2 separate regions of the Homo sapiens genome follow, and region 2 is linked to region 1. A link is a contact called in ENCODE Hi-C or POLR2A ChIA-PET data. All regions are on one chromosome and are shown on one strand. Each heading gives the region's core, a stretch centred on a gene start or an enhancer-like site at or near the end of the contact. The rest is flanking DNA. Distances are from core to core; before and after follow the strand shown. Region 1 overlaps LOC107986045 (a long non-coding RNA gene). Region 2 overlaps CP (ceruloplasmin).

Region 1 (3,215 bases), core at 208-2,707:
AGCAAGTGGTGAGGGAATGAAGGGCAGGAGCAAAGGCATCCAGGCATGAAAGTGGATGGTAATCCAGGTTTGACTGGAGTTCCAGGGTACGTTGCAGGTGGAGGGTGTGCAATCGGAGACAGGGCCAGAAAGGGAGGACAGGGTCTGATCAGAGCCCTGAATGCCACGCCATAGGATTTAGTTTAATTCTGGAGTGAATGAGGAGTACCTGAGAAGCTGGAAGAGGGAACCCAGGGGCTGAAAGATATATTTTAATTGATTAATTCTCTGTTTACTGAGAACATCCGTTGTGTCGAGGCACGGCAGATCCAATTGTGGACAAATAGAAGTCAGTCTCTGCCTTTGCGGAGTTGACAGAAATAGATGATTAGATTTATAACAACGTTAGGCAGTGAGGAGTGCTATGAAGAAAATACAGCAGTGTCGGGATAGAGTGTAATACTGTGGGTGCTAGTGTAGATGTGCGTGCTCAGGGAAGGCATGACATTCGGGCATAACCCTGAATGAAAGCGAGAGGGTGAACCATGTGGTATCTGAGAGAATATAATTCTAGATAGAGGGACAATCAAAGTGCAAAGGCCCTGAGGCAAGAACACAATTGTGTTCAAAGAACAACATAGAGGCCGGTCTGGCTAGAGTAAGCAATGAGAAGAATTGTGGGCAAGGAAGTTGAAGTAGTCTCCTAGTCATACACAGGCTAGGAGAAGGGCACATTTTGGACCAGTACACAAATGAAGTCCTCAAACAGAGCTGACTGCGGAAGACAGGGCTTTAGGGACAGGATGAGATGGATTACCCATCTCCCAATCTCTGGATCAATTGTGTGCGGTGGCAGCCCTCAGTGGAGAGGGATAACCGAAGTCCTGTCTCTCCCAAAGTTCAGACCGTCAGCCTATAACTGTCCCCAAAGAAGGGTGAAGGCAGGGACAGGGTTTATCTGCTTCCCTAGCTCAGAAGCCCAGGCGGTTCCACAGGGGATCCGGGAGAATACAAGTGCTCCTCCTCTAACAAGCACCACACTGCCGCTTAATGTTACAGGCCTCTGACAGATGAAATCAAACCTGTTTTGGCCCTAGAGTGAAATGATTTATTCCAGCAAGTGGAAATAGGAAGAGTTGAAAGGCAGTACAGGCCAGAATGTGGGTTGGCTTCGTAGACTGAGTAATGTGGGTTGGCTTGGTGTAATTCGTTTTTGGAATACATTTTTTTTTAAGGTTTAGTGAGGAGGAGGTAAACAATCCTTTGAGAACCATATAAAGCTCTGCCTCCAGCGTGTGATGGTCAGAGAGCACGGTCATTGCCTTTGGCATTCTCTGCTAAGTTTTCACCCTTGGTGTTTTGCCTTTTCCTTCTTGCTTGGCTGGGAGAGTTATGAGCTCCTTAGGAAAGAATGTCCTGCTTTCTCTGTTGGCCCTGCTGAGGGGCAAACATTAAAAAAAAAAAAAAAAAAAAACCATTAGCTGTAAATCTCTGTGGTAAGAGTGCCCTCTTCTGGTTCGGCTTCTTTGTCTTGAGCTGCCAGTTCCCTAACAATGCTGTTTTTAGGCTTCCGATCTTTTTGATGAAATAAACTAGCAAAGAAAAAAAGCAAAAAAATACCATTGAGGATACATTCATTTCACCCAGTGTTTCTAGAACCCCTTCCACAGTTCTAATTCTTACTTGGCCATATTTTCTGAAATTTCGGACCCAGACTTTCTTTGGGATTTACACTTAGCCTTTTGCGAATCCAGAAAAACAGGTAAAAATAGTAGCATTTCAGAGCTTGGAACGGGTGTTGCAATGGGTTCGTCTGGTCACTTTTATGCTTCTGTTTCTATGCCATTTATTAAGTGCCTACTCAATTTATTGAATATTTGAGGGCCAAGCATTCTCCTAGGCCCTCCAAGATCATAAATGAGATACAGCCCTTGCCTTTGCTAAGAATGTCGTGGGAAATATAGATGAGTAACAGAAAATTACAACATCAGCTGACAAATAACTGAGATGTGAACAGGTGGTTATAGGGGGACATGAAGGAATTTCTTTGGTTATTCAAGCCCAAATGTGAGAAAAATCAATGCCTCCTCAACTCGAATTGTTCCTGTAACAGTCACATCTCTTTATGTACTAGATCCAGGGCTCTATGATGAGCAAATCGTGATGGGTTTAATATATTTCTTCTACTAAACCCCAAAAATAATTTTAGATCTAAAAGGGACATGAAAATATGTCAGTTTTCTCCATTTTTTTTTCTATGTCAAGGGAAAAATTTTCTTTTACAAGGAACATTTTGAGAGGCTCTATATATCTAGCTTCAAGTAATTAAAATTGGTTTTAATTGTGGAATACCAATGCACAATTCTGTGTGGGGTTTGCTAGAAATCATAGATTCAATAGAAACAATTTTCCTCCATATAAAGGGAGAGTTATATTTCATGAGACTCTCCAGAAATCATTCTTCCATTCTGGTCTCTTGTGACTTTTCTCTGTGGGCTCTAACCCATAATCTTGCATATATACAGCTCAGGATGTTACTTAGTGTCCCAATGGCCTTTAAGGTTGTATTTTGTTTTATTTTAGAAAATTTGTTAATGAAATTTTCTGTTTTCTTCTATGTCCTGGATCTTTTGCATAAGAAAAGCTTTAATACAAAGTAGGAGAAGGAGATGGGAGGCAGAGAGGAAAGAGAGAATTCATTTGTGAGCTACAGCAGTCTTCCTGTGTCCATCTCTTGGCTATAAATTCAGATAAAACATGTCAGTGATATTTTAGGGGATGCTTCTCATCAGGTATATATGGTGTTGCTTATTTTACTTTATTTAAAATATTTATTTTATTTTTAACTGCCTATGCAAATTTATCTGCATAAATCTGGTCGCTTTTTTCATTTCTTTTTCCAGTATTGGTTTTAACTCTCAATCATGTACTAAAGAAAGGACTTCTAACTTTTAAATTAGAACTGATAAGCTTTCTTTCTCATAGGACATCTATTTCTAGGTTCCAGCTTTGGTTCACTATACCTTGTCCAAAAATATCTTCTAAACTCAAGAATTCCTAAGGGGGCTTTGGAGCGAGAGGTATCCACAAAATTCTTAGATTACACCCTGAGAAACACTGATGTAGGCACTGTTTTTCTGATTTGAAATTAAAAATCTCAAATGGACTTGGAGGAACAGAGGCTTAATGTAGCTCTGAGCCTGCTCAGTTCTGAGCTAGTCTCAGTAACCAACTGT
Region 2 (3,215 bases), core at 634-3,133, 220 kb before region 1:
TACATGCCCATGGGGTACAAACAGAGAGTTCTACAGTTACTCCAACATTACCAGGTACTCACGGGGGCGGGGGTGGGGGTGGTGCATTTTAACAGGCTGTACAGCCTTTCCACAGATTACTCTCATCATAGAGAGTCTGGACCAAGAAAGTGAAAAGGGAGGTAGTTGTGAAGAGGGGATGCAAGGAGGTGTCTGTGTGTATGCAAGTACATGCACATGCTTGTACTAAAAAAAAAAGTCCACAGGAGAGCTTAAGAGAAAAACCTGAAGGTAGTAGACATCTATGAATCCTCAAGCGTGAATCAGAGAGATGCTGTCTCCTCGCTCAGCTAGAACACAGCTCAAATGGCATCTACCACACCATATGTGGCTGGATGTTCCCATGCCTGTCTCTAGCACATGTGGTTCTAAGGGCCAGAGGCTGCCACTTGGAACTCTAAATTCCCCCTATCTAGTACAGTATCTGGCATATATTAGGAGATCATCAAATGTTTCTTTAATAAACATAGAGTAAAATCTTGAACAGATTATATACATAGGTGAGCATTTTCTTTAATAAGAACCATATTTTTCTTCTATTAGTTGTAAAGTTGGCTTCCAGGAAAATACTATTTCTCAATAACTTAGCAGGGTGTAGCAAGGGTGCTATTTTAGGTAGAGAGGTCAGGAGGGCTTCCTTGAGGAGGTGGCATTGCTGAAAACACCTAAAGTTTGAGAAGTAATGAAATTCAGGTAATTGTGCACGAATTGATTCTAGGCCCCGAAGACAGGAGCAATGCCTGGTGTGTGTGAGCAGCAGCAAGGCAGCCAGAGGCTAAAGAAAAGCACACAAGGGACAGAATGCTAGAGATGAGATCCAGGGAGAGCAGGGGCCAGATGGAGTAGGGAGGACCTCAGACTCGAGATTTAAGACTGATGTTCTGATGGACACCTTTTAAGGGGCTGTTGGTGATGTGTGGTTAAGTGACCCTAAGGGGGCAAGGACAGAATCTGGGGTCAGTTAAGGACCACTGCAATAATCTGGGTAAAATCATCATCATCATCATCATCATCGAGATTTGGAATATGGTGGAAGCGGCTGAAGTGGTGAGATGTTATCATATTCTGGTTCCATTTTAAAGGTGGTACTAAAAGGACCTGCTGGAAAATGGGCACTAGGGAGTGTTAGGGAAGAGAGGAGTCAAGCATGACCCCAAGGTTTTGGGCACTGACCACTGGTGGAAGAGCAGGTTGTAAAGGGGTGTGGAAAAGAGAAGAAAATGTTATTTTGCAGCTTATGAGAATAAGTAAAAGCAGAGATGGCCAGACAGTAATATGTGCAGGTGGTGAATCAATACTTTATATTCTAGTGAAATTTTCTGCTTAGAAAAAGGGTGAGGACATAGGAACAGCTCAGACTGAGGCTTGAAGAAAAAGTAAGACGTCTACCACATCACTTGAGACCATCTCTGTTGTCTTGCTTGATTCTCTAGTGAATGTCTGTTGGACTCTGGCAGGTTAGTGTGATAGCATGAATATGTAATGGTGTGGTCTAAATAAATGGGATGGAAAATGAGTGTGGCTGGGATTGGTGAGTGGGCATGGCCAAAAGTTGAGGCCTGTGAGCAGTTGCACAGGAAGCCCTGAGGTGAATGGAAACGCAGATCAGACTGGAGAAAAGCCTAGAGCACATGGGAAAAGGGTAAGAGCCTTGGCAAAGCAGGAGGGTGAAGCAACTGGTCGTCTTCAAAATGCCAAGGCCGAGGGTGTGGTTATGTCCTGTATGTGGGAGTAGTGACAAAACAGCACATGGTGTGATAGAATGAGATGGACTGGAGGGGGAGGTAAACATAACTGTGTCAAGTCGGTGACTCATGAGATCAAGAGGTCTAACGGCTCCTCGCCAGGAATCATGAGCTCACTAAGGATGATCATGAGAGAGGACAAGGAAAGGAAGCCAATGCTGAAGCTGAGGGAATTACACAAAATAGTCCAGATACACACATGCAGAGATTACGGGAAAGGTGCCAGCCACTGGGGAAAAATCACTTGGTATCTGAAGAGAAAAAAGTATATTAGGAAAACACACTTCAAGCTAAGAAGAGATTGGTTGCAAAGTTTTTTCAAATTGTAATATTGAAGTACACACCTCCTAGCTTTGTGGTATGGCAAGTGGGTTATAGCTAATTTAAAATTAACCCAAAAAATGACAAAATTTTGTCTTCCAGTTCATCTTAAAACTAAATTCCTGAAAACAATCTTGAGTACCACAATTTTTAAAAACTAATTACACTGACATTTCCAGTTCCTGGGTCCTAGTTATCAAGGCTGTGTGTGTGTGTGTGTGTGTGTGTGTGTGTGTGTGTGTACAATATAAACCAAATACAACCAGATCCATTAACACTTGATGAATTTAGGTGAAACTCTCACTTACGTATGGAAAATCCCAGAAAGATCTGGAGCTGGAACAGAGGATTCTGCTTGTATTCCATGGGCTTATTATTCAACTGTGGATCAAGTTAAGGTAAAATACAAATCATTTGTTTTGTGACACTTCCCAAAATAGACACACAATTGAAGGAAGACAAGGTTAGTGTTTTCCTGTGGTCCAATTCTACGTTAAAATCCTAGGAAAATAAACTGTTTGCAATCTACTTTAGCAACTATGCTGCTACCTATGACACACAAGACAAAAATCTAACATTTCCTAATATGATACAGCTCAAAGGCCTTTCAAGATATTTGGGAAGTTTAGATTTTTGTCTTGTGGGTCACAGGTAGCCACTGAAAAATTGACCAAGAATGGCAGTATATTTGCATTTCAGATCCTTCATTCTGGTGGAATGAAGGAAGGCTTGGAGGGGGAAGAGACTGGAGGTTGGGAGGCCGTTGTAATACGTGAGGCAAATTTCAAGGACCTCTACTGTAAGGAGGGAGAAAAGAAATGGAGTCGGTTATAGATAGGTGGGTGAAGTGCCTGAGTGAGCCGGGGGAAGTAGCTCCTTGATAATTCAGTGTTCTGGCTCAAACAAATGAGTAAATCTGGTATTTGTGGTCCTATTTATTATTACACATTTCATTCATCTATGGATTTTTAGGGACTGCCATAGCGCTTGGCTCACACTCAAGAGTTCATGAGTTTATGGAACAAACCAACACTGTTCATTTGGGATTCTTTTAAAATCACTGCTCATTAGCTGAGCTAATTTTTGCCTCTGCAGACATTTCTGTTATGT

What was found. A loop is a pair of places that touch in the nucleus more often than their neighbours do. ChIA-PET counts read pairs that join two places held with the same protein, here RNA polymerase II (POLR2A). Pooled maps may share reads with other maps.
Region 2: a map of ascending aorta shows a loop between it and region 1 (3-fold over the local background). The contact joins two enhancer-like sites. A Hi-C loop is called at or near these places in 1 of 168 maps with a recorded cell type or tissue (ascending aorta) and 6 of 50 pooled maps. POLR2A ChIA-PET finds 5 or more read pairs at or near these places in 3 of 52 experiments (IMR-90, PC-3 and WTC11).

The regions. Positions count from the first base shown.
Region 1 is chr3:148,953,938-148,957,152 of GRCh38, reverse strand. LOC107986045 (a long non-coding RNA gene) reads right to left here. Exons shown (of 3, transcript XR_001740565.2): 3 at 1,065-1,571. Among named protein-coding and RNA genes, the nearest start is that of GYG1, 36 kb to the left of the region's middle. Within about 2 kb of position 1,457, at least 10 of the 41 ENCODE cell types and tissues checked have a DNase peak (open chromatin) inside an H3K27ac peak, as active enhancers do; they include ascending aorta, where a contact is called at or near this core.
Region 2 is chr3:149,178,844-149,182,058 of GRCh38, reverse strand. CP (ceruloplasmin) reads left to right here. Exons shown (of 19, transcript NM_000096.4): 14 at 1-54; 15 at 2,397-2,503. Among named protein-coding and RNA genes, the nearest start is that of CP, 41 kb to the left of the region's middle. Within about 2 kb of position 1,883, at least 16 of the 41 ENCODE cell types and tissues checked have a DNase peak (open chromatin) inside an H3K27ac peak, as active enhancers do; they include ascending aorta, where a contact is called at or near this core.